5 separate regions of the Mus musculus genome follow, and regions 1, 3, 4 and 5 are each linked to region 2. A link is a loop called in an ENCODE intact Hi-C map of the cell type or tissue named here. Cell type or tissue: heart. All regions are shown on one strand. Links, peaks and the distances in the headings refer to the core of each region. The heading gives the core; the rest is flanking DNA. Region 1 holds the start of Ctcf (CCCTC-binding factor). Region 2 holds the start of Carmil2 (capping protein regulator and myosin 1 linker 2). Region 3 overlaps Ripor1 (RHO family interacting cell polarization regulator 1). Region 4 has its middle 8.5 kb from the start of Ripor1. Region 5 holds the start of Atp6v0d1 (ATPase, H+ transporting, lysosomal V0 subunit D1).

Evidence for each region. A loop is a pair of places that touch in the nucleus more often than their neighbours do. Peaks named below come from ENCODE experiments on the same cell type or tissue, not always from the same donor. Only the 100,000 strongest peaks of a DNase experiment are listed, where the experiment ranks them.
Region 1: a loop joins it to region 2, with 2.2 times the contacts of the local background. A loop is called at or near these places in 17 of 42 quality-filtered maps.
Region 3: it touches region 2 in a loop (5-fold over the local background); 23 of 42 quality-filtered maps call a loop at or near these places.
Region 4: it touches region 2 in a loop (3.0-fold over the local background); 8 of 42 quality-filtered maps call a loop at or near these places.
Region 5: it touches region 2 in a loop (5-fold over the local background); 8 of 42 quality-filtered maps call a loop at or near these places.

The regions. Positions count from the first base shown.
Region 1 is chr8:105,634,765-105,640,302 of GRCm38, reverse strand. Ctcf (CCCTC-binding factor) reads right to left here and starts at 3,765. Exons shown (of 12, transcript NM_181322.3): 1 at 3,583-3,765. It overlaps Gm5914 (predicted gene 5914), which reads left to right and starts at 2,829. Exons shown (of 2, transcript NR_151742.1): 1 at 2,829-3,023. In heart, for the core only: a CTCF peak has its summit at 3,441; DNase peaks (open chromatin) are centred at 3,602, 3,782 and 4,092; H3K4me3 peaks cover 4,004 bases; H3K27ac peaks cover 2,992 bases.
Region 2 is chr8:105,683,141-105,688,624 of GRCm38, reverse strand. It overlaps Carmil2 (capping protein regulator and myosin 1 linker 2), which reads right to left and starts at 2,351. Exons shown (of 39, transcript NM_001357333.1): 1 at 2,312-2,351; 2 at 1,974-2,065; 3 at 1,829-1,879; 4 at 1,194-1,256; 5 at 948-1,072; 6 at 750-841; 7 at 485-555; 8 at 294-367; 9 at 85-160; 10 at 1. The coding sequence starts at 2,351. It overlaps Gm33578 (a long non-coding RNA gene), which reads left to right and starts at 2,405. Exons shown (of 2, transcript XR_387987.3): 1 at 2,405-2,464; 2 at 4,813-5,484. In heart, for the core only: a CTCF peak has its summit at 2,713 (motif pointing right); a DNase peak (open chromatin) is centred at 2,694; H3K4me3 peaks cover 1,054 bases.
Region 3 is chr8:105,620,188-105,625,725 of GRCm38, reverse strand. Ripor1 (RHO family interacting cell polarization regulator 1) reads right to left here. Exons shown (of 22, transcript NM_001081241.2): 16 at 5,412-5,538; 17 at 5,150-5,311; 18 at 4,718-4,876; 19 at 4,416-4,612; 20 at 4,249-4,332; 21 at 4,065-4,155; 22 at 3,507-3,921. The coding sequence ends at 3,824. Gm5914 (predicted gene 5914) reads left to right here. Exons shown (of 2, transcript NR_151742.1): 2 at 1,251-1,390. Among named protein-coding and RNA genes, the nearest start is that of Mir1966, 7.5 kb to the right of the region's middle. In heart, for the core only: no CTCF peak of the experiment used is centred there; DNase peaks (open chromatin) are centred at 2,455 and 3,215; H3K4me3 peaks cover 638 bases; H3K27ac peaks cover 709 bases.
Region 4 is chr8:105,594,004-105,599,541 of GRCm38, reverse strand. It overlaps a transcript of Ripor1 not described here. Among named protein-coding and RNA genes, the nearest start is that of Ripor1, 8.5 kb to the left of the region's middle. In heart, for the core only: CTCF peaks have their summits at 2,588 (motif pointing right) and 3,015 (motif pointing left); DNase peaks (open chromatin) are centred at 2,691, 4,671 and 4,921; H3K4me3 peaks cover 1,984 bases; H3K27ac peaks cover 2,012 bases.
Region 5 is chr8:105,564,265-105,569,796 of GRCm38, reverse strand. Atp6v0d1 (ATPase, H+ transporting, lysosomal V0 subunit D1) reads left to right here and starts at 3,733. Exons shown (of 8, transcript NM_013477.4): 1 at 3,733-4,014. The coding sequence starts at 3,885. Agrp (agouti related neuropeptide) reads left to right here. Exons shown (of 5, transcript NM_001271806.1): 2 at 2,071-2,191; 3 at 2,305-2,437; 4 at 2,595-2,677; 5 at 2,859-3,102. The coding sequence starts at 2,308. The coding sequence ends at 3,041. It overlaps Gm38250 (predicted gene, 38250), which reads right to left and starts at 3,617. Exons shown (of 4, transcript NR_168532.1): 1 at 3,523-3,617; 2 at 3,327-3,428. In heart, for the core only: a CTCF peak has its summit at 3,553; DNase peaks (open chromatin) are centred at 2,456, 2,866 and 3,686; H3K4me3 peaks cover 2,378 bases; H3K27ac peaks cover 2,239 bases.

The DNA.
Region 1 (5,538 bases), core at 363-5,362, 49 kb after region 2:
AAGTCAGTTCCGGGACAGACAGGGCTACGGTTACAGACAAAACAAAAAAAAAAAAAAGAAGAAGAAGAAAAAGAAAAGAAAATGAGTATAGGGGAAGGATCTCCAAGAAGTCAGCTGTGATATGACCCAAGACTTCACTCTCAGCCCTTGGAAGGCAGATCTGTTCAGCAACAACCTAGTCTGCATAGCAAGTTCTAGATCAACCAGAGCTCCAAAGAGAAAGGAGAAAATGGACTCTACCGTGTTGTCCTGACTTTCACACACACAAAGGCCACTGAACATGGTGACTCATGTCTTTAGTCATGGTTAGAAGCAGGTGGATCTGAGTGGGTAATCTAGTCTGTTCTACACAGCCAGTTCCTGGCTAGCCAGAGCTAAATAGTGGGACACTATCTCAAAATAAAAACAACAAAAACTTAAAAACCTTTTTTTTCTTTTTGATTTTTGAGACAGGATCTCTCTAAGCAGTGCAGGCTAGTCTTAAACTCAAAGATCAGCCTATCTCTGCCTTTCAAGAGCTGGGATTAAAGATATGTAGCACTATACCCAACAAAAATAGTTTTTAAAAAAGTAGTCCCTTTGGGTTATCTTGCATTAATTCCCCTCCTCCAATTTATTTTCCTTATAGACTTAGTTGTTTCCTTTCCATTTTTAAAAATCATAAGCATACAAAACAACACATTTCATGACATTTTCAAAGGAATCATTGTACTTTGCTAATATTTGCTATTTATTTGTTCCAGTAGTATTGGGGACTAAATTTAGCCACTCAATCCTGACCCACCCTAACTTTAAATGTATCTGGATTCAAGCTTGTAATCCCAGGTATTTCGGAATTAGGAGGATTGAAAGTGGGAGGCCTACCTAAGCTACACAGTAAATTCAAGGCCAACCTAGGCAACTTAAAGAGACTTTACCTCAAAACTAGAAAGGGGCTAAAGAAATAGCTCAGAGAGCACTTGCCTGGCTTACCCAGGGCACTGAGTTCAAACCCCAGTGCTACAAAAACAAATCCCAACCACTCAATCTGCTAAGGCAGTCTCATGCAGCAAAGGGTTGCCTTATATTTGCTACAAAGCCAAGGATAACCTTGAACTCCTATGCTCCTGCCTCTACTTCTGAAGCACTGTCATTCACTACCATTGGGAACTTGTGCAGCTTCTTTTCATAAACAAAATATGGCACTTGTCAAACACAAACTTGACAGTAAAACTCTAAGAATATAATAAATTACATAGTTTGGCTTAATACATTTTAAAAACAAAGTTCTACAAGGCTGGCACTCTACACTACTACTAAAGAGAGAAGGTGAGGAAGGACATTCTGGAGAATTAAAAAAGGAATGAGGTGCTGCTGAAATGACTAAGAACACAGTGCACAGGCCGAACACTTGCATAGCATGCCCAAGCATCACGAAAGCAGTTTCATAGGATTTCAATGTGTGGCTAGTGTGGCCTAACCAGCCAGAGAATCCTGGGTTCATTTATGGAGGGCAGAAAGGTTGGGGAGTGTTCAAAGAGTTGCATACAATGTGGGTTGCTAAAACCTCCAAACTGAAATCACACACAGTAAACAACACAATCTTTCTTAGCATCAAGATGATGGAAGCGAGTGCGTCGTTGGAGCACATCTTTAACCACAGGGCTAGGAAGACAGAGAGAGAAGCAGGTGAATCTGAGTTTGAGGCCAGCCTGGTCTGCAGAGCTCCAAGGACAGCCAGAGCTAGAGAGACAGTGTGTTTGTGTGTGTGTGTTGGTGTGTTAAAGCACCTCATTATCTTTTCTTTCTGAAAATGTCAACCTAGATTTTTTTCTTAAGAACCTAAGCCACACATCAGTGGCTAATTGGTAAGAAAATCCGTGTTAAGCGTGGTGGGGAAAGGCTTTTATCCCAGCACTCGGGAGGCAGAGGCAGGCGGATTCTGAGTTCGAGGCCAGCCTGGTCTACAAAGTGAGCTCCAAGGCAGCCAGGGCTATACAGAGAAACCCTGTCTCGAAAAACCAAAAAAAAAAAAAGAAAATCCGTGTTAGAGTGGGTACGAAAAGGTTACTCCAGCAGTTTATCAAAGGAAGCTTTTAAATGCAAAAGACTTAATGCCAGGATAAATACCCTGTTTAATTTCTTTTCCTGCCTATGGATGCCTTGGAATTTTAGCTTTCTTAGTTGATCTAAACTCCAAAAAAGTATTAAGTCTCTTTGCTAATGTTTACTTAATGCTAAACTCAATACAGGAAGTCAGATACTAAAGAGTAGTTACATTAGGCACAGAAATTTATAAACCATCTGCTGCAAGTGACCCAGGATCCAATTACAACATCAACCCTCACATTTCATCCAACAGTCAAATTACCAGTCCAGTCATGAATAAGTTCATTCTACCCTATTGGCGCATTAGATCGGTTTGCACGATCTCTAGAGAGGGGCTGAACTGTCTTAGCCTAGCCCTAGAGCATCAGGTCCTAAGTGGAGTGCAAAGTTAGCGTCAGGACATTTTAAATAGGAGGCAAACTCCAGCGTCGCCTGTACCATCGCAACCAGCCCATGCTCCCGAATTTATGAGTTTATCACATCACTTGAGATGAGAGTGAAATTAAGTTTCAGTCCCTTTTGAGATTTCTGAGCGCACCAAGTCTGACTGCTATCGTTTCAAGGGGCTGAAAGAGTGCGAATACAGCTGGAGAAAAACTACTTTGGTGCAGGAATTCGTGTCTTTTTCCGCGCACCATTGGGGGCCGCACCGGTCGGGTCCCGCGCGATGCCCTGGCGTGAGTTTGGGGGCGCAGCGGGGCCCGGCGGGGGCGGCGAGCGCGCGTTCCCCCGCCCGCTCGGGCGGCGTCGAGGCGCGAGCAGCTCAGCCAGCCTTGCAGAGGGAGCTCTCGGCAGCTCAGGGGTCCCCTCTGCTCGCAGCCACAGCAGCGCCGCCTGCGACACTCGGCGGCGACGGAGACCGGCAGCGGGGACGATCGGACTACGAGAGACTAGAGAGCACCCCAGCTGCTGGAGAAGCAACGCAGGGAGATCGGGTAGGTTCCGGGACCGGCTGGACTTGAAGATGGGGAGTCTGAGGCGCGTCGGTCGGGACCCGACACCCACACGGTTCCGGGACCTGGCTAAGCGGCCGGCCGAGGGTTCAGAACCCCTAGGCGAAGCAAGCGGCGGCAACCGAGCCTCAGAGGGTCCAGACTCGGTAAGGGGTATCCGTCGCGGGAGGGGCAGAGGGCGGGCCGTGGCCCGAAGATCAGCCGGGCCAAAAGCCGGCCTCGAGGGTAGAGACAAAGGAAGGAAAATGGAGTCGCCGAGCGCGCAGGCCTCTGTCGCCACCGCCGCCAGAGGCCTACCATGTTGGGAGGAGGGAAGCTTAGCGGGCGGGCGGGCGGGCGTGGAGGGGGTTGGCCAGGCCCTGGCGGCGGCGCCGGGCAATGGCGGCGGCCGCGCCGCAGCAGGGACGGTAGAGGGAGACAAACACCCCCCGGCGGCGGCGCTGGCGCTGGCGCCGGGCTGCAGCCAGCGCCGACCGGAGCGGCCCCATCGTGACACCTAGAGGCGGCCCGCGAAACCTCCTCCACCCCGGGCCCCCTTTACCTTCGCGCCACACCCCCCGCGGCGCCCGCTCCGCCGCCGCTCCACCGCTCCGGCCACCTGGCGTCCCCGGCCGGCTCCGCGCGCCCGCACCGGCTGCTGCTGGTCGCCGCTGCCGCCAAAGAAGCAGCTCCGCGCACGGTTTAATCGCTCCACAGGCTCGGACACAAAATGGCGGCGGCGCGGTGCAGTGCGCCTGCGTCGGCGCTGCCGGGGCCGCGGGTGCTGATAAGGGAAGAGTCGGGTGGGGGGGGCCGGCCGGCGGCGACGAGGGCGGGGGAGGAAAGGTGAGGGGAGGGGTTGGCGCAGGGCAGCATGGGAGGCGGCCCCGGGCGCCAACTTTCAAAAGCCGGCGCGATGGCGTCACGGGGATGCGCCGCGAGGCGCGGCGTCACGCCGCACGCGCCCTCCCGCGCCCTCGCCGGGTCGCGCGTGGGCTCTGCCGGCGGCGCGGAGGCGGCCTGGTTCCCATTGGGGTGGGGCTTCCCTGGGCGGAGGCTGGCGGCTTCTGGGCGATCGGGTCTCCGCCTAGTTGCCCTGATTTCCTTAGCTCGCTCATTTTCCCTCCAAGCTGCGAAGGGCGGGAGGACGACGGGGAGCTGAAGTAAGCGCGCGGGGCTGGGGCCGTGGGGGTTGAGGAAGCGCCAGGGTTCTACCCTGCCCGGTCTCCTCCCACCCGGGGTTAGCTCTGCACCCTGTCCCGCCGCCGAGTCAAATGCAGTGAGTTCCCGCACTCTCTCACTTCTCCGACACTTGCCCAGTGCTCAAGATCGACTGCTAGGGGCTTCGCCCGGGGATCTTAGTAGTCTTCCTCCCAAGAAAAGGGCCTTAGAAAACCGAATGTGAAATTAAGAGAATCGGGACAGAGTCACCTCAGTCCGGAGATATAGCAGACCACACCACAGCAGTCGTGTTTAGCTGTATTTGGCACCGTGAACGTCTAAGTTTTTAAGACTGTTCTTTTTATTTCGGTTCCCAGTCGGTGGTACTTAATCCCTTCCCTTTCCCGGGAAGACCCTATTGGCAGGTGTTCTAATCATCTTCTCTCCCCGCCCCCCATAGCCTTGGAATGTGACTCGGGATTGTAGTCCCAGTTCTCTTGCTTTAGCTGTTTGGATAACAAATGCACCTGGCAGCAAGCTTCTGCCCTATTCATATACATCTGGGCTGTGTTGTGGGTATGCTGGTCCATTATCAATAGATATTGTTTATTCCCCCCAAAAGAATCGGAAAGTTAGAAGCATGTAAGATCCCACTGTTCAGATGTCAGTAACTAAGGCAAATGTGTTTAAACATCTTGAGTCCATTCACCCACTGTTGTGGAGCTTCCCTCCATGACTGGACTTAGAGGAAAGATAGAAGAGAAAGTCCAAGATTAGAAAGAGGATAATAGACAAGGAAGTAAACAGAAAGACAAGTCTAGACTGTTGGATTGTAGAATCCAAGACCAGAAGTAAGTTTGAGGCAGGAAGAGAGGTTTCTGGTTTTCAGATGCTGAGAGTTCCGGTACAGTTCAGCCAGAGGCTTAGCTATTGAGTTTATTACCTTGGAGATAGCTGGGAAAGATCATGGTGACTTTAGCTTGACTCATATGGATTAACTGAAGAGGTTAACCTGAGTAGAATGGGTTAAAAAGTAAACAGGAGAGTAAGGAAATAGAGACAGTGCATGAAGGCAGCCTGAGTTCTGCTGTGGGTAGAGCAGACATTGGGGAATAGGTGCAGAAGGATGTGAGGTCAGGGGGGAGTTTTGTTCTGTCTCCCTTTGGGCGGTATGAATCCAACCCAAAGCCATGGTCTCTGCCCTTGAGCATCATCTCAACTCTGGGGATGTTTTAAAAGGTGGTAGAGGGGGTCAAGTGGTGATGGCTTACACATTTAATCCTAACACTTGGGAGATAGAGGCAGCCAGATCACTTTGAGTTTAAAGCCAGCCTGTTCTACAGAGTTACTTATAGCC
Region 2 (5,484 bases), core at 1-5,000:
TCTGAGAGCAAGAGGGTCGTGACTCATCAGGTTGAACTTTGACCCTTACACCCTTGGCACTCCCTTTTGTGTGTACTCTCTCACCAGCTTCATGTCCTCGCAGGAGAGGCGCCGGAACCACAGGTTATAAGATAAGGCAGCTACACTCAAAGCCAGGTCTCTATCGCGGGGAAGAGAAAATGCAGTGCTCAGGGCCTTCCAAACACAGGGCTCAGTCAGCATCCCCCCTCTACAGACAGACTAGGAATTTGGGTGCTGGAGTTCTCGCCTCCCAATCCTGGCTGGCCTCATACCGGCTGCCAAAGTGGCTGAAATCTCCAAGGCAGAAGTGGCGGCAGCCCTGGCGATGGTAGATAGTGTCCACATCCTAGATGTAAAGAAAAAAAGTCACAGCTAGCCTGGGGCCACAAAGGGTAGAGGGGCTTAGCACACACAAGGGGCGTCAAACATCCCCAGAACTCCCCCAAAAGGGCCCTACCCTCACCCACTGAATCTCCTCTCGGAATGGGAAGCCATTGTAATCGCACAGAGCTTCGTATGTTTCCAAGAAGCCACCTAGAGAGGTGTCGGGGGAGTGATAGGGAAACAGACAGGCACTAAGTCAGAGACAGGGGAAGGTCAGCCCCATAGTAGATGGCGGCAGTGATAAAAGTGGCCCTGTTCACTTTGGGGAGCCCCCCCAATACCAAGAGACTAGGATTGCATGGAGGCAAACTGGAAGGTTTATGCGGCTCTGACTTGGCCCTCACCGCACGGACTGCTGGGTATGGTGGACTCTAAGGGATGGCTTCTCTCCAGTCGAGCCAGCAGAGACGAGGGTGTGGGCTTCCGGAATAGCTTCCTAGGCAGGGGATAAGGAGAAGAGGCAAAAGGGACTTCTAGCTCCTTGAAGGATGAAAAGCTTTCACTGAGGCCCTGCCCCACCCCTTGGATTTTCTAAGCCTCACCCAAGGGTTGAGCGAGGGAAGACCTTTTTGATGGCAGCAGCTACATGCTGAGCCAGCTGTTCGAGGGCAGCCACACAGGGAAACTCCAGGACCAGTTCAGGCAGGGACTCCAGCTCAAAGGTGACCTGGGGAAGGAGGAGCCTTTTGGATCCCTGTGTGGTGGAAGCGCTGTCCATTCAGAGTGATATGTGTAGGAATAAATGATCAAGCGGAGTGTATGTTCAAGTTGGGGTCCAGCTTTCTTACCCGAGGGGGTGTTTCCTGTAGTGCCATGGCCTGGACCTCCAGGTAGCTGAATGTACAGTCCACCTGGAAAGCATCAGAGTCATTCCAACTGACTGTTGCTACTCTCTTGAGCCTAGTTCGTTCTTTCTTTCTTTCTTTCTTTCTTTCTTTCTTTCTTTCTTTCTTTCTTTCTTTCTCTTTCCTGAGACAGGGTTTCTCTGTGTAGACCTGGCTGTCCTGGAGCTCACTCTGTAGACCAGGCCTGCCTGCCTCTGTCTCCCTAGTGCCAGGACTAAAGGCGTGCACCACCACCTCCTAGCTTGTTCTTAAAATTTAAAAATTGTACTATTGGGTGTTTGCTGGCATGTTTGTCTCTGTACCACTCTTGTGTGCCTGGTTCCCAAAGATGCCAGAAGACGGTGGTGGGTGCCTTCGAACTAGAGTTCCAACCACTTGTGAGCCCACCTGGTGGTGGGAGAATTGAACCCAGGTCCTCTCTCCACAGCCCATGATTTTGTGGCATCCTGAGCTAGACCTGCCCAGACTTCCCTCCTGTCTGCTGTTGGAAAGTAAAAGCCAGCATGGGCAAAGAAGACAGCTGCGCAAGGCAGTCCCTTGCTGAAGGGGAAGGGGTGTTGGCCCGGCCTGGGACTCACCCTCAGGGGAAGGCAGGTGTGCAGCAAATATGCCCTCCATCGAAGCAGTGCCTGGGGGGAGACAAAAGACTAATACTCTAGGGAAATCAAGTTTCTTTGTGCAGGGTCTGGCCACTGTCCTGAGCTTCACTCCTGGCTACCATACCAGGATATGGCTTTGCTCGGCACCCTCCTGGGGAAGCCAGGTTTTCAACAGCAGCTCCGCCTCCTTGGGCCACAGGAACCTGGTGATCTCGCCTGTGGAAAGACAGTCTACTGGGTGACTTTGGCTCCTCTATTAGGGCCACTCTGTGCCCAAGGTCTGTGCTAGACTGAGTGCCCAGGTATTCATGTGTGGATCAGCTAGGAAGAAATGAAGCGGACTTTTAGGCACTGGCCCTCCCTCCAGAACAAAAACCCCTGGTCAAGTTCCCTAAGGCGCCGAGAGGAGAGGTCTGGTTTGGAGTCAGGCTCTTCATGGCCAGGTGGGCTCCCAGGGCTTACCTCGCAGTTCACAGGATATGTCGTCTGGGGTCTGTGCCATAGGGCCGGGACGGCCCAATGAGCTCTGGCGGGAAAAAGCAGCCGGCAGGAGCGTACACAGGAAGCCAGGGGCCCAGGCAGCAGTGCAGCCACCTGCTCCTCCTGCAGCGGAAGGTACGCGCTTCTTCCTGCCAGGCCGCCCCCGGCCCGGCCCCTCCCCGCCCCGGCTTCGTTGGCTGAGTTCGCCCCGGGTGGGAGGTTGTGGGAGGATGGTCGAATCTTGACTGTTGCTGTCGCTCAGGGACTTTTCCTTCCGCGTACTCGGGTACTCATGGGTGTGGTGTGTAGGGGAGAGGGTCTTGCCTTTTCACCCCTTGCCTGGTGCCCTACTTCCACCCTGCCCCGTAGTCCCGGGCGCAAACACCAGGGGACGCCACCCTCCAGGGGATGCCAAAGGCCTAACTAACTTGATCTATCCCAAGACACAGGTTGGGTAGGTTGGAGTAACTCAAAGGAAGCCAGAGCAGTTGTGTCTCTGTGCAGTAAAAATTACCCACCACCCAAGGTTCTGCCCTGCTCAGATACGAATTTAAGAGTCTGGCAACCTATTTGTAATCCCAGCACTGTAAAAACAGGCAGGAAGAAAAGAGGCTGGGCTGCACCCTTTTTTTTTTTTTTTTCTCCCCGAGACAGGGTTTCTCTGCGTAGCCTGGGCTGTCCTGGAGCTCACTTTGTATAGACCAGGCTGGCCTCGAACTCAGAAATCCACCTGCCTCTGCCTCCCAAGTGCTGAGATTAAAGGCGTGCGCCACCACCACCCGGCCTGGGCTGCACTTTTTAGAGGTGTGCCAGACTTTTTGACTGGACCATGGTTGGTGCCTGCTTTTAATTGGGAGGTCCAGGCAGGAGGACTCTTGAGTTTGAGGTCATTCTGGTCTATAGTCCTTGTCTCAAAAACCAGATTAGCCATAATCCTTTGTAACAGGTTCCTCTCATTTAGATGCGGGCTCTTTGGGAACATCTGTAGCTAATTTATGACCTGAATCTCACTGAAGGCTGGTGCTGGTATTTGTGTTCTCAGGTTGTCTGCATTGAAGTTCAGGGAGGATTCACTTGAGCCTAGAGCTGGGATGAGTATACTAGCCAGAAGCATGCTACCCTACAAAAGGGGCTGATTCAGATCTTACCCACACACCCCCACCCCACAGACTTCATTAAATCCCACTTCTAACTGCCCTACCCACAGTTCAGCAAAAGAGAAAGACAAAGTCTTGGAGAGCAGAAGCAACTATGTATTATAATCTCTTAGGCTTCTGTCCCATCTCTACCTTTCCCAGACAGAGGATGACTTGGGAGTGTCCTCTAAGCGGGACCCTCTCCACCAAGTCCCAGTCACTCTGGTTCATGTTAAGCCCAGGACTTTCTGGCTAACCTGGACAACACAGAGAGACCCCGTGTCTTCAAAATAAAATGGCTAATGGCAGTAGTATTTATCTACATGAAACCGGAGTTCAATTTCTTGTGCTGTGAAGCGACAGCCCTTTAACATGTTTGCCGACTTGCCAACTTCCACCGAAACATAGAAGGTGGAAAGTAGATATAAAGGAGAAACAACTTGGAGGAAGGCAGTGACACTTAGGCAAGTATATGGTATGACATATAAAGGCCGACAGGGACGGCCTCGCTGGAGCTGATACAAAAGAGCTGCAGAACCAGAAGGCCCCTATGCCTCTTAGCCCGAGCCTGAAATTTAACTCTAAGGCCATCTGAAGTCACAAATGACTTATAGGGTGACAAAATTTACTCTCGTGCACGTTATTGTGAAGAATGTGGGTTTTGAAAGCAAAGTAAATGAGTTTTTCTTGACACCTAACCTCACTAGTCTTTTGGAAGCTTTTGACACTAATTATTCTCAGAACTTAATTTTGTGTGTGTGTGTATCTGTGTATGGGTGCCCACAGAGCCCGGAAGGGCATCAGGTCACCTATAGGTAGTTGTGACCTGTCTGCAGTGGGTGCTGGGAACCAAGTTCCAGTCTTCTGCAGGAGCAGCAAGTACTCATAAGCACTGAGTCATCTCTCCAGTCCCCTTTTTGTTGGCATAGTGTCTTGCCATCCCTGGCTGCCGGGTACTAAGTAGTCCATGCTGGGTTTAAACTTGTAGCGATCTTTTCTGCTTCACTTCCAAGTAGATGGAATGGTGGGAGCTACAGAGCCTTGGAACTGCTGCCTCCTCCTCCCCAGTGCTGGTATTGTAGTGGTGTGCTAGCATGCCCGGCTTCAATGTTTCCTTTGAGATGTGTGTCTTGTTTACCATGGCAACTCTGCGATGTCAAAAATAGAGAAAACCTACCCCACAGGGATTTTTTTCTGGTTAAAATGATTGACTGCCAAAGGGCTATAGCAATGCCCAAGTAGAAGCACCCTCAAGACCAAGGCCAGATTTACACTGAATTAGTTCTATGCCTTGGGTTAGTGGCCTGTGGAGGAGTGACAAAACCAACCAACACCACTCTTTTACAGTTTTCCAGGTGAAGGCGGAACTCCCAACAGAACAAATCAACTGTTTGCTGAGGAACACGGGATGAGGGCCCCTGGTGCATCGGCAAGACTTAACTCGCGACAGGTGGGTTTTACTACAAGAGGACCTAAATAAAACCAATGAAGGCTCACTCAGGTGCAAACGGGCTGAAGACAGGCCAGGGGTAGGGTACACGTTACAGATTATAGACGCAGGCTCAGTAACTGACCTAACAGTGATGACTGACTTCTGATATTGAGGGGTTTAATGGACACACAAGAGAGGAAGCATGAGTCGTTCAAGAGCACCATTCTGTCTTTGTCTTCATTAGAACCTCACTTCCTATCCGAGCCTTTCCACCAAGACAGATGTACTCTTAGGTTTTAAGGTAATTTGAATACCCATGCTGACGATGCAGGTGAAAGCTAGCTGTTCTGTTAAAGGGACTTTCTGTTACATATGCACACAGCTAAGGAACAAGAATTACTACCTGAGCTTGCTCTCAGGCCCTTTTACCATTACCAATGCTCTTTATCTCTCCAAGGTTGAACCAAGCTTCTCTCTACTCCCCTGGGCCTGGCTAAGAACAGAGATGGACCCTAAGCCTTCCTTAAGCAGATCTCAAGAGCACAGGCTCTCTCCCATCAGCATCTCTGGTGACACTTGCTGTACAA
Region 3 (5,538 bases), core at 240-5,239, 63 kb after region 2:
GAAATCTTTGTGCATCGTGGAGAATAGATAGATCCAAGTAGTGCAAAGTAGGCTTTGGGCTGTTGAATTTGAAATGCTTTGGCTGCTCAAAAGGAGACATCCAGTCTGTAGTTGGAGTCAGAGAAGTGAAGTAAAAACTGAGTCACTGCCGGGCAGTGGTGGCGCATGCCTTTAATCCCAGCACTTGGGAGGCAGAGACAGGCAGATTTCTGAGTTCAAGGCCAGCCTGGTCTACAGTGTGAGTTCCAGGACAGTCAGGGCTATACAGAGAAACCCTGTCTCGAAAAACCAAAAAAAACCCCAAAAACAAAAAACTGAGTCACTGACATTAGCCTCAGCATATACATGGAGTCACGTGTTTCAAGAGTAGAACTCTGTGGAGTGACATTTAAGGGGTGCCTGAGGAGGACGAAAAGGTCAGAGAAGTGAACTAGGAACATAGATTGTTATTAGCTATAGCAAAGCAGCTGCTTAATCAGCTATCCTAAGTCAGCGTGTGCTGTATGTCCATATGCCTGGAATGTAACATAAAAGTCAGTGTTTACCGTATGTCCATATGCCTGGAATGTAGCATACATTCAGAGGCAGCTGGTCCTTGAATGTTAGCATCAACTTTAGACTATGGCTGTCACTGCAGGCCACTGACTGCCTGATTTTCTAAATGATACTTTGTGCTTCCTTAACTTTCAGAAGAGGAGGTGGAGTCTTTCCAGTCTCACCTTCTCATATTACCCACATCCAGAAAAGCTCAGCCCAGCCAGCATCCATGCCCAGAGCCAGCCTGCCTGCCTGCCTGCCTGCCTGCCTGTCTGTCTGTCTGTCTTTCTCTCTCTCTCTCTCTCTCTCTCTCTCTCTCTCTTTCTTTTTTTCTTTCTTAGACTTGTGTGTATGAGCATTTTGGCTGCATGTATGTAAGTGCCTAGAGATAGTTGTGATATTGGGAACTGAACCCAGTCCCTCTGCAAGAACAGTAAGTGCTCTTTACTGCTGAGCTGCCTCTCCAGTCCCCCAGGAGCCTTGGGGATGGGCATTCTGCATAGTACACTGCTTTCTGAGGGGATGGAGAGAAAGCAGAGAACATCTCATGTGCTGGTACTCAGCAAGTTGTGCCCACATACCAGACTCAGGATCGTACAAGGAAGGCACCCCCGCTCTGTGGGGGAGACAAAGAAGCAGTCCTCTTCCCATGTGCCAGCCCATCTGCTTCCTTGCCTGCATAAACATGCTTTTTCTTCTTTTTGGTCATGCAGCTTTGAATTCATGAGAAAGAAGAGTGTGAAACAAGAAGCAAAGATCGGGTTGGAAGAGGGCAAGAGGAAAGGGGGGGATGGAAGGAAACCCTGCAGCCACCAACACAATAAACACAATAAACTGTATCCTGACCACCTCAGCCTCTTCTTCTTCTTCTTCTTTTTTTCCAGTGTGCACATGTCAATTTCCTCCATGCAGAATTCTGAAGATGATAGCCAGGACATGGTAATGACCTAGGTGGCCTTAAATAATGAGACTCATGTTATAGAGACCTTTAATACCCATGACTCCTGATAGCATCGTAAATCTACCGCTTCCTGGGGCAGCGGTCCTGAATGTGAGCAGAAAGAACAAATGTCTCTCCAGCAGCCTAAGAAGTAAAAGGGTTCCGGGGCAGCTAGCTGAGCCCTTTGTATGCCTTCCACAATCTGACAGACAAGACCTACACTTGGGCTAAGAGACCAGCCAGCTGGACTTCAGGTCATGAGCTGAGGAGAGGTCAAGTGGTTGGTTGTCCTGCACCAAGTCCGGGAAGTCTTGAAGGACAAAGGCCTGAGGATCCCCCTGACCCTGATAGATCCTCACCTGGCTGTGCTCAAATTCTAGCTCCTATCCACCCTGGTCTCAACATTTCTCAGCTGGGACAGAAAGCCCAAGCTCTGGCCTTAGGACCCTCCTTGTAGAAGACAGAGAGAGGGGTCTTGATCTTTCTGTTTTGAAGAGCAAGATTTTCGGTGACAGCCAGAATTGAGCTCATTTCCCCATCCTATATTTCTTGCCAGGCACTGTCCTACGATGTTGTTCTGGTCCAGTCACTGCCTTCACTTTCCTAAGACCTGCTCAGCCAGGGTTTGACTCCACTTTTCCAACACTCTGAGCATTCCTGACCCACCAGTGGGCCGATTCTGTGGCTTCAGGCCTGCAGATGGTTCTGAGACTGCCTCAGAACTGACTAGCTATAGGCGGCATTGGTGTGGTCTGTCACCTAATTGTTTTATCTATCCCATTTCACTCCAGCTGACCATCCAAAAGCTGAACTGCCCTACCCTGCCCTGCTATGCCGGTATTTAAGTGCTGTCTGCCGGCCCTACCCCCACAGACCATAGTGAACCGCCAGCAGCCACTCACAGGTGTTTCCTGTTGCTGTTTCTTTTGCTCAGCATGGCCTCCCCAGCAGGTGGTGAGGGCACAGGCACAAACCTCTTCACAGCAGTTCTAAAGCACTGGGGTAAGGCTCCCCAGGGATCTGGGTCACCCCACCCCCACCTCATCTAGGCAACTGTTGACATCTAATTGGTTCTTCCGGAGTGCTCCCCATTTCATTTCCCCATGACAGCTTTGTGCACACAATGTCATACTGCTGTGTGCTATCACCTTAAGTATTGGGACAGCAGAATGGGCTCAAGCTGGGGAGCCCTTCCGCATGTCCAATCTCCTGGATACTAGAAATTGTGGTAGGCGAATGGAGGGTCCATTTTTCTAGCCATGGGTGTGGAACTCCCTCAGGACCTTCTTTGCAAAGTCCTGCCATGCCACCCTCAAGTTCCTCCCGAAGGTCTCCTAACCTGGGATAACAAACTCCTGTGCTGGAGGCAGGGAAGCCCCGTCTTGTGAGTCCTACTTCCTCAACACAGGTCTGCCGGCTGGGAGGGGACACAGAGTTCACAGGTTTGTTATTACAGGGAAGGAGGTGCCTCAGGGAGGGAAAGACCTTGCAGTCTTGGTTCACAGGGCAGCCATCCGGGTCTCCTATTTCCCAGGCGCAGGCTCCTCCCCTCAGCAAGGATTTCACACCTCTCCCCACAACCTAAAGTTGCTTCTTGAGGTCCACTGCAGGAAGGAAGCTGCCTGGTCAGAAGGGTGCAGAGAGAAGCCTGTCCACTGATGCAGTTCTGCTGCCCCCTGGTGGCGACAGCTCAGGCACTTCTTGCGGCGTACTCCTTGCTCTCTAGCCACAGCTGCCCTAGCATAATCAGTTAGGACCTTGTCTGGGCCAGCTGCAGAGCTTAGATGCACTCGGGCTATAGTTCCTGGTCTCAGCTGCAGGCTCAGCCTGCTCAGCAGTGCTAGTTCCCTTCTGTCTCTCTTCTCCAAGCCCAGCCCTGGACTCTGGGCTTCCTTCCACCAGGATTTCCAGGGCAAGCGCTCATGTGGTTGTCACAGCGGGGGTGTGGACACAACAGGGCCAGGAAGAACACATCAGAAGGCGTTGGAGCAGAGGTTCGGGAGTGCACCAAGCCATGTAGGAAACACAGTTTGCTTTTTTTTCTTTTATTTTCTGTAAAACTCTGTAAATAAAATACAAACCCAAGGGATGTGATGAGGCAAGGCAAGCTGACCAAATGGCCAGGCCTCCGACACTGTGTGTGGCAAAGACTGTGCAGAACCGCGGCTGGGAGGCACTTCATTTCAGGCATTCTGCCAACCCCAGTGGTAACAAAAGAATATATTAGATTTTCATTGATAGGAATTTGTGGGGAGAGGTGACTGGAACCAGCCTTCACCCTCCCTGCCAGTGCCTGATGAGCCCTGAAAACAAGGGAAGGGACACTGGGAGCCGGCAATTAAGAGTTCAGAATGCTGTGCTGGCCATGCTGCTGGGCCCAAAGATGCAGGGCAGAGCATCCAGGGACTCCTCTAGCTGTCGATGAGCAGACTGTCCTTCCTCCCCTGTAATGTCCAAATATAAGGTCAAGAGTGGCCCAGGCATCTTCCAGGCCTCCCCATACCTGGCATCCCCTCACCCTACCCCCAATAGCCAAGATGTTCCCAAATCCCCTTAACTCGTGGTGTCTCCCACTTCCCAGCCTCACCGCACTGCTGCAGGCTCTGCCGGGCGGCTTCCCTCACAGCTTCTGTGTCTGTTTGGCACAAGTACACCAGGGGCTCAATGCCCTCAGGAGCCTATCAGCAAACAGAATATGGAGGCAGGTTCAGTCTAACAAGTAGAAACAGCCCTGAAGTGAAAGCGTTTGAGGCAGGTCGGCAGGGACTCACCTTGATACAGCCCAAAGCCAGGCATCCGGCCACTCGAGTCTGCACGTCCCCATCTTCCAGCTGGTCCAGGAAGCACAAGAGAGCCTGGGAATGGGTAGAATGGGCAGACGTAGACACCAGGAGCCCACAACCCTAACCTCACCCCAGGAAAATCCTGCCAAACTCACCCTTTCCCGGAAGACAGGACCAAGTGACAGGCTCCGAAGCTGAGTGCTGACAGCAGCCATGACTTTGTTGTTGCCGTGGACCAGCAGGGAGCTAAGAGCCCGAAGCCCATCCTTTCGCAGGCGCCCCTCCGGTGCTAACCTTAGGGCTTTCAGCACAACGGCCTGGTCATCAGAGTTCAGGTTCTGTACTAGTAACACTGAAAGAAGTAGTTGGGGAGGGTGCTTTGTTCTCACCTTTCATCATTTACACCCTCAGGACCACCCACGGCACGAGTATTCTGTGGCCAGGGCCACCGCCTCACCCTCCTCTGCAGTCTCTGTCACATAGGCATCCATGGAGGGGCTGTCCAAGGCTTCTACATAACTCCAGAATTGGAAGATGGTGAACTGCTCCCCCGGGCCTGGTTGGGGCCTCCTGGGCAGCTTCTGTCCCAGGGCATCTTCCAGGAACTTCACACACACTGCAAAAGACAGTACCACAGCCTGAGCTGGAATAGTCCCAGGCCTCTAAGGGGGAAGACAATGCCCCTGTCTAGCTCATGCCCAGGGACTCCTTGGCCACCCTCTGGAGGGTCCCCGGTCTAGCTCATGCCCAGGGACTCCTTGGCCACACTCTGGAGGACACGGATTCTCTTCAGTGCTCAATTTGTCAGTCAGTACGGGCTGATGAGGACTTCCCTAAGGGAGCTGAGATGGAAGGAAGGGGCAGGTAGGTAGGCAGCCCACTCACTCACCAGCCTCGGCTAAGCCTGGCTGGCGCAGGGAAAGACGGGCACCGTACTGGCTGCAGAAGGTGAGGAGCACCCGCTCCACAGAGCAGATGAAGGGGCTGAGTCCCTCTGTACACTGGTCCCAAAAGGTCAGGAAGCCGGGCCGAGAGGCGGAGAACTGTACCACTGTGAAGGACGGGAAGAAGTATCAGCAACCGAGCGAACCAGGCAGGGGGAGCAGGCGGGTCCAGACGTACATCAAAGCCCAGGCCCACACGGCCTTTACCTTCCTGGGCAGATGTGGCAGAGTTCCCCCATAGCTTGCTGCGTTCACACACTTCCTGGAATACACGCGCTTCCCGCAGCAGCCGTTCCAGGGCCCAGGCCTCCTGGCAGCGCAGGGGTCCAAATGT
Region 4 (5,538 bases), core at 241-5,240, 89 kb after region 2:
ACTTTGTTTGTTTGTTTTTGTTTTTTTGAGACAGGGTTTCTCTGTATAGCCCTGGCTGTCCTGGAACTCACTTTGTAGACCAGGCTGGCCTCGAACTCAGAAATTCACCTGCCTCTGCCTCCTGAGTGCTGGGTTTAAAGGCATGTGCCACCACGCCCGGCTGGGTTTGTTGTTGTTTGTTTGTTTGTTTGTTTGTTTGTTTGTTTTTGAGGGAAAGGGGATTGGTTTTTTTTTTTTTTTCAAGACAGGGTTTCTCTGTGGAGTCCTGGCTGTCCTGGAACTCACTCTATAGACCAGGTTGGCCTGGAACTCACAAAGATCTGCCTGCCTCAGCATCCTGATTGTTGCAATCAAAGGCATGTGCCACCACCGCCTAGGATTAGCTCTTACTTTTTATCATGGATGTCAAAGGTGATGGGCCAAGGGTATGCCTCAAATTCAAGTGTAAGCCTTACCCTTCCTACCTTGTTCTTGGAGACAATTCTTCCTGGGGCTTTAGCTGTATTGATCCATTCACTCATTAAAATTGCAATTAGAGGGCTGGGAATGTAGCTCATTGGGAGAGCACGAGTCAAGGATGTACAGGGAAGGTCCTGTGTTCCATCCCCTGAACTATTGAAAGAATGTGATTTAGTGGGGCACGCCCTTTATCCCAGCACTCGGGAGGCAGAGATAATCTAATCTCTGCGTTTCGAGGCCAGCCTGGTCTACAGAGTGAGTTCCAGGGCAGCTAGAGCTACACAGAGAAACCCTGTCTCAAAACACTAAAAAAAAATTTAAGGAGGGCCATCTCATTAATGAGCACCATATAAACAATGAGATACCCTCTTCAGATTGGCAATCATGGGCATACTATATGAGTGAGCACTCGGAAAAGGAGGAGGGATTAGCTTGAGTGTTTCAGAGCAATGTTGTATTATCAAAATATCAAGCACAAGCCTTGTTTTTCCCTGTTAACCTCCTTTGAAAACTTACCCCAAGGATGGAGAGATGGCTTAGTGGTTAAGAGCACTGACTGCTCTTCCAAAGGTCCTGAGTTCAAATCCCAGCAACCACATGGTGGCTCACAACCATCTGTAATGATATTGGATGCCCTCTTCCGGAGTGTCTCAAGACAGCTACAGTGTACATGTAGAGTGTATATGTAAATATAATAAATAAATAAATAAATAAATAAAAATCTGTGGGCTGGAGCAAGTTGGGCTGGAGTAAGCAGGGCCAGGAGAAGGAAAAATATGTGCTTGAAAATGTTGTTTCATCAGAGCTCAATTGATGGCGTACTGTGTAGTAGCAGGTTTGGAATTTTGGTTTCTTTAAAAAAAAAAAAAACAACAACATAAGAATATGTTTTTGTTTTAATCCCGGGGTGGGATGTGGGGCTGCTTCAGATTGCCCACAGCAGCTGACTATGATTTGCCTCATGCTCTAGCAAGGGTGAGATTCTGCCAGCTGCAGATAGTTTCTTCGACTGTGTGGTGTTTGGAATTCTGGGGACTTTTCAGATATACATGCTAGGGACCAAAGAGTCAGGGTAAATTGTTGGTTGGTTGTTTGTTGGTGTTGGTCATGTTTTTTTGTTTTGTTTTGTTTTTTATTTTTTTGAGACAGGGTTTCTCTGTGTAGCCCGAACTCAGAAATCTGCCTGCTTCTGCCTCCCAAGTGCTGAGATTAAAGGCGTTCGCCACTACTGCCCAGCTGGTCATGGTTTGTTAAGCAGTTGTGTACAAAGAAGAAACAACAAAAAGACAAAATTGGATATCCTGACTTTGAACATTAAACTTGCCCCAAGGAACTTGATGCCCCTAAGTAGTCTAACAATAACGTTTCTGACCTCTGACTTCATTCAGAGATTTCTTTTGTTCCCTCTCTATTCTTTTCTATTTCCTAGTGTTAGGGGGCTGAAGGGGTGGGGAGAAAAGGTGTGAAGAAGGGTGGAAGGAAGAAGAGCCCACAAGGCACCAAAGATCAGTGAGGGACTGGTGAAGAGTTCATAGGTACTCCATGGCCAGTGGGAAGGGAAGGTCAGAGTAGGGGCAGGGCTGGGTGGCAAGTGAGAATTTTGTATTTTTGTATATGTTGGGAGTTTTGGGTCCCTCAACACAACAAGCACAGCGTGGTAAAGAAGGCTCCAGAACCTCTGTCCATGAGAGCTGCCTGTGACTGGTTTCCTGTCCAAGTTGACCATCATGTCCCAGAGTTGTAAATGTTTGTTTGTTTTGAGACAGGGTTGTTTCTCTGTATAGCCCTGGCTGTCCTGGAACTCACTCTGTAGACCAGGTCAGAAATCTGCCAGCCTCTGCCTCCCAAGTGCTGGGATTAAAGGCATGTGCTACCACTGCCCAGCTAGAGTTGTAATTTCTTGATTAAATGTTCCTCTTAGTATTTACTTATGCCATGAAAGGTTTCAGCAAACTGGGCACCGTTTTGGAAAGGAATATGGCTATTACTTATTTGGACAACTCCAGGCTGAGTTCTGCACTCGGAGGTGTTAAGTCTCTAGGCTGGGCAAGGAAGCTGACTTCCCTGGGAGCTCACCCAGCACACCCAGCTGTGTCTCTGTTGTGGTCCTCGCTGGGCCAGTTTCAAACCTCCAGGGGGAGCAGTGAGCAGGGCCCCGCTGGTTTGGTATGGGTCAGGGGTGGGGTGATTGTGCCTCTCTGGAGTTGGGCTGGGCGTCCTTCCTTCCTTCCTGAGTCCTTTCTCCTAAGGGACAAGTGCGAGGCACGTCCTTGCCTCTCCCAGGTCATGGGATGAGCTGCTCCCCTAGGATCCTCTTAGGCCACGCCTCCTAGTAAAGGCTATGGAGTGGGGCACGCAGTTGTTTCTGTGTGTATTAGAGATCTTCTGACAGCAACCTAGGGGGAGGGCTTGGTGGAGGTGGGAAGTGTCCTAGACAGCAGGCACCTGGCATTCCCCTCCTACCCTGGATTATGACTTACTAGACTTAGGAAGGATCCCCAAACTGACCCCTGCCCAGTCAGGGCCAAATCAAAAGGCAGAGTTGGCCTTTGGTGCCACCGTGTGGGAAGTATCCACAGTGCAGTTACAAAGTTACCCGGGGTGCCCCATTAACTCAACCTGTCTTCTCGAATCGAATCGTGACTGGGGTGTGTGGTGTACAACATGCTCGGTTGCTGTTACAGTCCTGCCTATACTCAAACCTGGTCTCCGCTCAGGCACCCTGGAACACCATCACCATGAAGACTACCTACACAACCGAAAGCCTCTTTAGGAGGGACACTCACTTCCTGTCCCCTCACTTCAGTCCCCACTTCTTCCAGTCCCCATCTTTTCCTCTTTGGAAGATTCTTCTGGTTTCTGTAACTGCAACTGTGGGAATTCTAATTGCTTCTCTCTGGCTAGCTCTCTTTCTGGTTCTTGGGGGCTGGGTCTCCTTCCCTCTTCCTTGGTATCCTAACAGTTTCCAGGGCCCTGCTTCTGAATCCACAGTAGCGTCTTGAGTTTCTCTCAGTCCCTTCACTTAGGATGACCCTTGGGGACCTCAAACTCAGTGTGTGAAGTTGATCTCATCTCCTCGCAGTTGTGTTCCTGTGGCCATTTCTCTGACATTCCACTTTCTTCTATCTGTAAATAGAGGTGGACCCTGTCCACCCTTACCCATCTATCTGAAACTCTGTCCTTGATTTTCCTGACTTATTCTACTCTTCATAGGATGGGTTCCCTCTATAGGTTGGACCCTGCCCCTCCTCGCTTTCTTACTGGTTTCTCATCTCTGGCCAGTTCCCCAATAGGAGGGCCTAAGTCCTGTCAGACTTCATGTTCCCCGACTGCACCCCCTCTTATCTCTCTGTCTCTGCACAGGGTGGTCTGTGCACCTGAATGCTTTCACTGCTTTTGCCTACCTGACTCACACCCCCTTCCTTGTGAGCTCCCAGCTGGGATGCTAGTGCCTTTTGGATCATTCCTAGAGACTCCAGGCTTGGTCAGGAATCTGTCCTTTGTCCTCAGGATGTCCTAAATTTGTCACTTATCAACACCCTCATCTGCCTGTTCTTACATGGAGTACCCTCCTCCAAGGCCATATCAAGGCTGAATCACCTGACTGCTTAGTTTCCTATGCCCAGAAGACCTAGATATCAAAAACCAGTGAGTTCTAAGGATAGGAAGGTCACAGTCGCTGGTCATCACGGTAAACCGGTGACCAAGTTAAGCTGAGACCTAGGTTCTTACCTTCCTCTCCCGAGTTTCTTTGCTTCCCAAGATGCCATTGTGAACTGAGGAGTCTTGAAGGTCTGATAAGACTAGACAGGAAGAGAGTTGTCCTAGGTGATCTTGTCTTTGGACAGCAGCCATGAGCTCGGGTTCATTAGAACCCAGGAACTGTCCCAGGACACCGAGGGAGCTGGTATAGTGACCACAGGTCAACCCATCTGATGAAATCTTCCTGAGACTCCCTTTGCCTTCGGGGCTATGCCGTGGGAGTGCTGGCCGCACGTCATTCGGGGAGGGCCTGAATTCCTAAAGGGTGCTGGTGGCAGCAGTTATGGTCCCCAGGTTAATTATTTCTAATGTCATAGAGAAGAGAATGTGCTGAGTGGAACTCCCCCACTCAGCCTTGGCCTTGAAAAGTACAGATCTCCCCAGGCCTATTCTCCCCACGACCAGGCTAGCGTTTAAGGTCGGCTCAGTGTTTCTTCTGGCCTCGGGACCTCCACTGTGCTCCATACCACAGGACTTCTGCCCTGAGTGTTCATGATTACACCTTGGGAGTTTTGCTTGTTTGTTTGTTGGTTTGGTTTGGTTTGGGTTTTGTTGTTTTGTTTTGTTTTAAAAGACAGGATTTCTCTGTGTAGCCCTGGCTGTCCTGGAACTTGATTTGTAGACCAGGCTGGCCTTGAACTCAGAGATCCACCCGAGTGCTGGGCTTAAAATAATGCCTCCCCCCGACACGCTCCGCTATACCTTGGGATTTTGATACTGCTGCGTCCTCTGCCTGCCCCGCAGGTGGACCCAGTTCCCTTGTTCAGAGAGCTCAGTAAACAGAACCAAAATGCTCTGTGAGTGAACAAAAAGCCAGAGGATGCCGCCTGGCTCTTAGGAAGGGCCCCTTCCACCTTAACAAACTTACAAAGCAAACAACCAAAAATAGAATACAAAGGCTCCACCCAGTTTACTCTTGTGCCTCTGCTCCCCAAACTGCCTTCCTTGAAGTTCTTTAGAACAGCCCCCCAAATCCCCACAGTTGCGTGTCCCCCCTCCTCCCCACCATCCCCATCAATCCTCCCTCCTGTGTGTGATGCTCAAGGAAAACCTGCTGGCTTATGAGTGGCTAGAAGCCTGGGACACTGAACGGTTTTCTCGCCGTCTCCTTACCTTCCCCGGATGGTACCATCTTTGTTGCCCGGCACAGATGTTCAGAGTGCTTCTCGTCTGCGCTGCCAGGATTCACACGCTTTCTCCGGAGTTTCCAGCATAGCTCAGTGGCTTGACAGCTTCGCACTAAAATGGAAAACTTTCCCTGAGATCCCTCCTTGCTTACTTCCTGGAGTCTGCTTTCCATCTCCCTTGGCCTGTAAA
Region 5 (5,532 bases), core at 533-5,532, 120 kb after region 2:
TGGCTCAGTGGTTTACAGCACTGATTGCTCTTCCAGAGGTCCTGAGTTCAATTCCCAGCAACCACATGGTGGCTCACAACCATCTGTAATGGGATCTGATGCCCACTTCTGGTGTGTATGACACCAGACAGCTACAGCGTACTCATATACGTAAACTAAATCTTTAAAAAATGATCTTGGGCCGGGCAGTGGTGGCGCACGCCTTTAATCCCAGCGCTTGGGAGGCAGAGCTAGGTGGATTTCTGAGTTCGAGGCCAACCTGGTCTACAAAGTGAGTTCCAGGACAGCCAGGGCTACACAGAGAAACCCTGTCTCGAAAAACCAACCAAACAAACAAAAAAAACAAACAAAAAGATCTTGGGCAAGCACCTCATGTACACTTGGTGGATTGCTGTCCCTGTGCTCTGAGAGGCTCTGAGAGGCACAGATAGTCGCCCAATTTCTCTTCCCTGTTACTCCAAAGAAGACAAAGTCCTGAAGTGGGGCATCAGACTTCCAGATCAGCTTCCAAACAGGTCAATGACAGCCTCATCAAACTGCCTATACCATTCTTAGGGGAGAAAAAAAAGAACTGACCCTTGTTCCCTTGCTGTCTTAAGGGAGAGTTTGAGGACTTCTCCCCTAGAGGGGCTTCCCCAGCTCCTCAACCTGGGAAGTAGAAAGTAGACTCTGAGCTCTGAGGACTGTATCCCGAGTCACCTGCAGGAGAATGAAATGCCAGCCTGACTCCAGATACCAGTACTTTATTTAGGCCCATCCTCTGCAGAGCACCTTCTTCCTGTGAAGCTTGAACCCAAACATTGATGTGGACTCTAGAGAAGGCTCCCAGAGGGCAATCTGCTTTTTCATTCTTGGGGGGGAGGATTTCCTTAGGCAACCACCTTATCAGAAGAGTCAGTATGGACTGGGCTGTATACCTGACAGGTCTTTCTTCTTTTCTTATTGCCTTGTGGACTGGGGTATATCCCTTCTCCAAATGAGCATGTGTATGCTTTCTAGAAAGCCCACCAAACAGGGGCTGGAGAGTTGTCTCAGAGGTTAAGAACATTTGCTGCTTTTTGCAGAGGACCCAGATTTAGTTCCTAGCACCAATGTGGTGGTTCACAGCCATCTGTAACTCTAGTTCCAGGAGACCCAAAAGCCCTCCTCTGACCTTCGTGGGTACTGGCCATGCACTTGCTGCACATACACACATGCAGGCAAAAACAATAATAATAATAATAATAATAATAATAAAAACCTCACCAAGTGTCATGGCAAATGCCTTTAATCCCAGCACTTAGGAGGTAGAGATAGGTGAATTTCTGTAAATTGGAGGCCAGCCTGGCCTTACATAGTAAGATTCTGTCAAAAAAAAAAAAAAAAAAAAAAGTCCCATGGGTCCTGTTACACCCACAAATGTGCAGTCCTTACTCTGTCAAGCTGATGAGGCCAGGCGTAGGCAGAGACCTGACAACACAGGGCGGAAGGGAGCAGCCATTAACACTAATGAAGCAGGCGGCCTGAAAGCTTTGTCCTCTGAAGCTGTATGCCCACCGGGGGAACAGTGTTTTCTGCTCCCTTGGTTTCCAGGAACCTTAGGTAGAAAGGGGGCGTGGGGATGGAAATAGGTGTAGGGGGGGGGGTCTTAAGGAAAGCACAGAGGAGGGAGAGCCAGGAGGGTGGGTTTGGTTTTGGCTATAAGGGATTTTTTTGATCTCTCTTCCAAAGAAACCTTGGGTCTAGTTTTTCACTTCACTGCTGCATGGTGATACTGACCCTCTTTGGTGCCCTTGACAAAGTTCCTGGAAGCAAAGGAAACAACATGTCCTAGGGAGACTAAGTGAACATCTGTGGGGACAGAAATTAAATTAAGATCAGAGGGCCGCCTGCCTTATTATTGCTAATGGTTCTAGCATGACCCATCCCTAGGTTCTGCTCTTATGGAAATTTTGGGGTCTGGACACCCTATCTTGTTCCCAAAGTTTAATTGGTTCCTGGCTGTCTCATGCCAAATTGGAGATGTTCTAATAGAACACCCAAAGGTTCAGGTCTTAGGGAGAAAGCCTGAATTGTGCCTCCATTTTCCAGGGAGGCACCTCATGCCCTGGCTACAGGAAGCAGTCACGTGTGGACCCTTTATTAGGCACTGCCATATAAGCTCAGGGCACAAGAGACCAGGACATCCCTAGGCAAAGATCAGCAAGCAAAGGTAAGCACAAAGACTATACAGGAATTGGGACTTTCTGGGAGCATCTCTCTCAGCGCTGGTAGGGTACCCTAAGGATGAGGAGAGACTAAATGGGGGTTTTCCTGCTGAGCCAGGCCATGCTGACTGCAATGTTGCTGAGTTGTGTTCTGCTGTTGGCACTGCCTCCCACACTGGGGGTCCAGATGGGCGTGGCTCCACTGAAGGGCATCAGAAGGCCTGACCAGGCTCTGTTCCCAGAGTTCCCAGGTGAGTATGGTCAGGTTGGGGATATGTGGGGCAACGACCATTGCTGGCCACAGACCTGCCCGCCCAGGCTTAGACCTCCTTCCCCAATCCCAATCCCAACCTAGGGAGGTGGGTACTTGGTGCATGGTGGGTGTGGCCCTCACATCTTCTGCCCCAGGTCTAAGTCTGAATGGCCTCAAGAAGACAACTGCAGACCGAGCAGAAGAAGTTCTGCTGCAGAAGGCAGAAGCTTTGGCGGAGGTAACTCATTAGGGAAAGGGATAAAGTAGAAGGTAGGGCGCATCAGATACCATCATCTCTCCCCACTTCCGGATTACCCAACCTGGGCAGAACTGCAGCCCCTCCCTGACCTCAGTCCACTGCCACCCTACTGGGGTCGGGGTTTGAGAGTTTCCTGAACCTTATTCCCCTACGAATGCAGGTGCTAGATCCACAGAACCGCGAGTCTCGTTCTCCGCGTCGCTGTGTAAGGCTGCACGAGTCCTGCTTGGGACAGCAGGTACCTTGCTGCGACCCGTGCGCTACGTGCTACTGCCGCTTCTTCAATGCCTTTTGCTACTGCCGCAAGCTGGGTACGGCCACGAACCTCTGTAGTCGCACCTAGCCAATGGATGTTGTTTGGGCAAAGGCAGGGGATGAGAATAAAGGATGGGACGGTTTAACCTTAAAGCTGTGGTTATTTCAAACGTGGCTGTCGAAGGGTTGTCGGGGCGTCGTCATGCTGGAACCACACACACCATAACCTCGGGGTCTAAGCTACACCATCATCTGAACCACATATATGGGCGAGTTTAAGGCACCAGGCCCCTTGGGGAAATCAGAAGGCCACACCCCGGTCCTAGAGAACTAGTGCAACAAACGCCGGGAAAGCGGGCGCAGTGCGGCTTACCGGGTGTAAAGTCTAGTTGGAGGATAACCATTTGGCTCCGAAACTCTCCCCTCCTCTTCCTTGGACCTCGGTTTCTGTCTGGTAGGAGACAGCCTCGACAGCCTAAGGAATAGCACACCCGCTCAGCTTTACCCGGCTGGCCCTAATGAAGCCAGACAGAAGCGCCAAACCCAGGAAAACTCAACTTAGGGCCCACCTCGCATCCTGAGGGTATTAGCACCACCACGCGGTCGATTTCCATCATCGACCTTTCTTTGCTCTCCGCTAGGCGCTCCAGGGCCGCCTTTCCTTAGTGCGCAGGCGCCGGGAGGGCAGTTATAGCCGGTCGGGCACTCCAGAGTAACGCATGCGTGCCAGGGTGCCCGGAAACTGGAGCCATTTAAGAGCCAGGCCCTACTGCGGTCACGTGAGACGCGGTGCGTCACCTGACGCACTTGACAGCCCGCTGCGGCCGCCGCGTCAGCTGATCCGGGGAGTCTAGTTGCGTGCGGGCAGATCGGGGCTCTCTGGTCCCGCCGCCCCCCGCCTCCCCTGCCGCCTCCCACCCCCGCCGCAGCCATGTCGTTCTTCCCGGAGCTCTATTTCAACGTGGACAATGGCTACTTGGAGGGATTAGTGCGCGGCCTGAAGGCCGGGGTGCTCAGCCAGGCGGACTACCTCAACCTGGTGCAGTGCGAGACGCTCGAGGGTGAGCCGCGGGTCCGGGCTGTCTGAGGGGGGCCTCCCTGAGCCGGGAAGGGCACGCGAGGCCTCTGGGAACCCGCGAGCTGATTGATGGTGGGCATGTCAGGAAGGAGTCTGCCTCTAGCTGCGGCTCTGCGCGGGGGCCCAGACGTAAACAAGCCTTCAAGAACCGCAGTGGTTTACCTGGGCTCGGGTTGCCTCTAACCTCGTCGAGCTAGTCCTATAATTTAGAAGGACGGGTCCCCGAGGATTGGTTAGCCGGCGCGACGAGTGCGCCTCCAAGCTTCTTCCCCCTGGCCCAACCCTAGGCCTGTTGGGTGGCAGTGCCTAGGGAAGTTAGATGGAAAAGGCTTCTCTCCTCCCCCAAGGGCTTTAGAATCGTTGTGTCTTGGTGGTGTTGGTCTGAGGGTTGGGTCGTCCTGGGGAATTGCTAAGCCAGTTTAGCGAGAGGTTCCTCCCAGCTCTGAACCGCTGGCTGTGTAGAGTCTTCAAGACTGTTTGGAAAAGCAAGAGGTGGCTCTGTAAATCAGAAATTCACGTACAAGTATTTGGCCCCAACCTGCATTCACACCCCACCCCAGCACTGTTGGGGCACCAGTTTGTTTGTTTGTTTCTTTCTTTCTTTCTTGGTTTTTCGAGACAGGGTTTCTCTGTGTAGCCCTGGCTGTCTTGGAACTCACTCTGTAGACCAAGCTGGCCTCAAACTCAGAAATTCACCTGCCAAGTGCTGGGATTAAAGGCGCACACCACCACGCCCGGCAGGGCACCAGTTTCTTACACAAGAGTGACAGAAAGCTAAGTTCCTCTTTCTTTCTTTTCCTTTTTTTTTTTTTTAAGATTTATTTATTGTTATATGTAAGTACACTGTACCTGTCTTCAGATACACCAGAAGAGGGCATCAGATCTCTTTACGGATGGTTGTGAGCCACCATGTAGTTGCTGGGATTTGAACTCAGGACCTTCAGAAGAGCAATCGGTTCTCTTAACCGTTGAGCCATCTCGCCAGCCCCCAAGTTCCTCTTTCTTAACACATAAATCTAAAGCAACAGTTTCCAACTTGTGGGTCACCATCCCTTTGACGGTCATAAGGGTCACCTAAGACCATTGAAAACCACAAATATTTATGGTTAACAACAGTAGCAAAATTACAGTTGTGAAGCAGCAATGAAAATAATTTTTATAGTTGGGGGTCACCACAACATAAGGTGTTTTAAAGGGTTGCAGCTTTAGGAAGGTTGAGAACCACTGATCTAAAGTTAGATGGCTCAACTGTAGCAGATGTACTAAGCTAGAGATGTCCCTAATTCTAGACCCTCCACGCACATGGTAGTAAAGGACAGAGACATGAGTTCCCATCTCTGAGTCCTAAAGGATTCCTTTGAAGAAAGGGGCTTGTAGCTGGAAGAGGCTGGGTGATTCACCCAATGTAGAAACTTCTTATCAAATACTTCTGATGTTAAGTTGGGCTCATACAGTTAATGTTTACCTTGAAAACTAGTCCCGTCAAGTGAAAAATAATGTT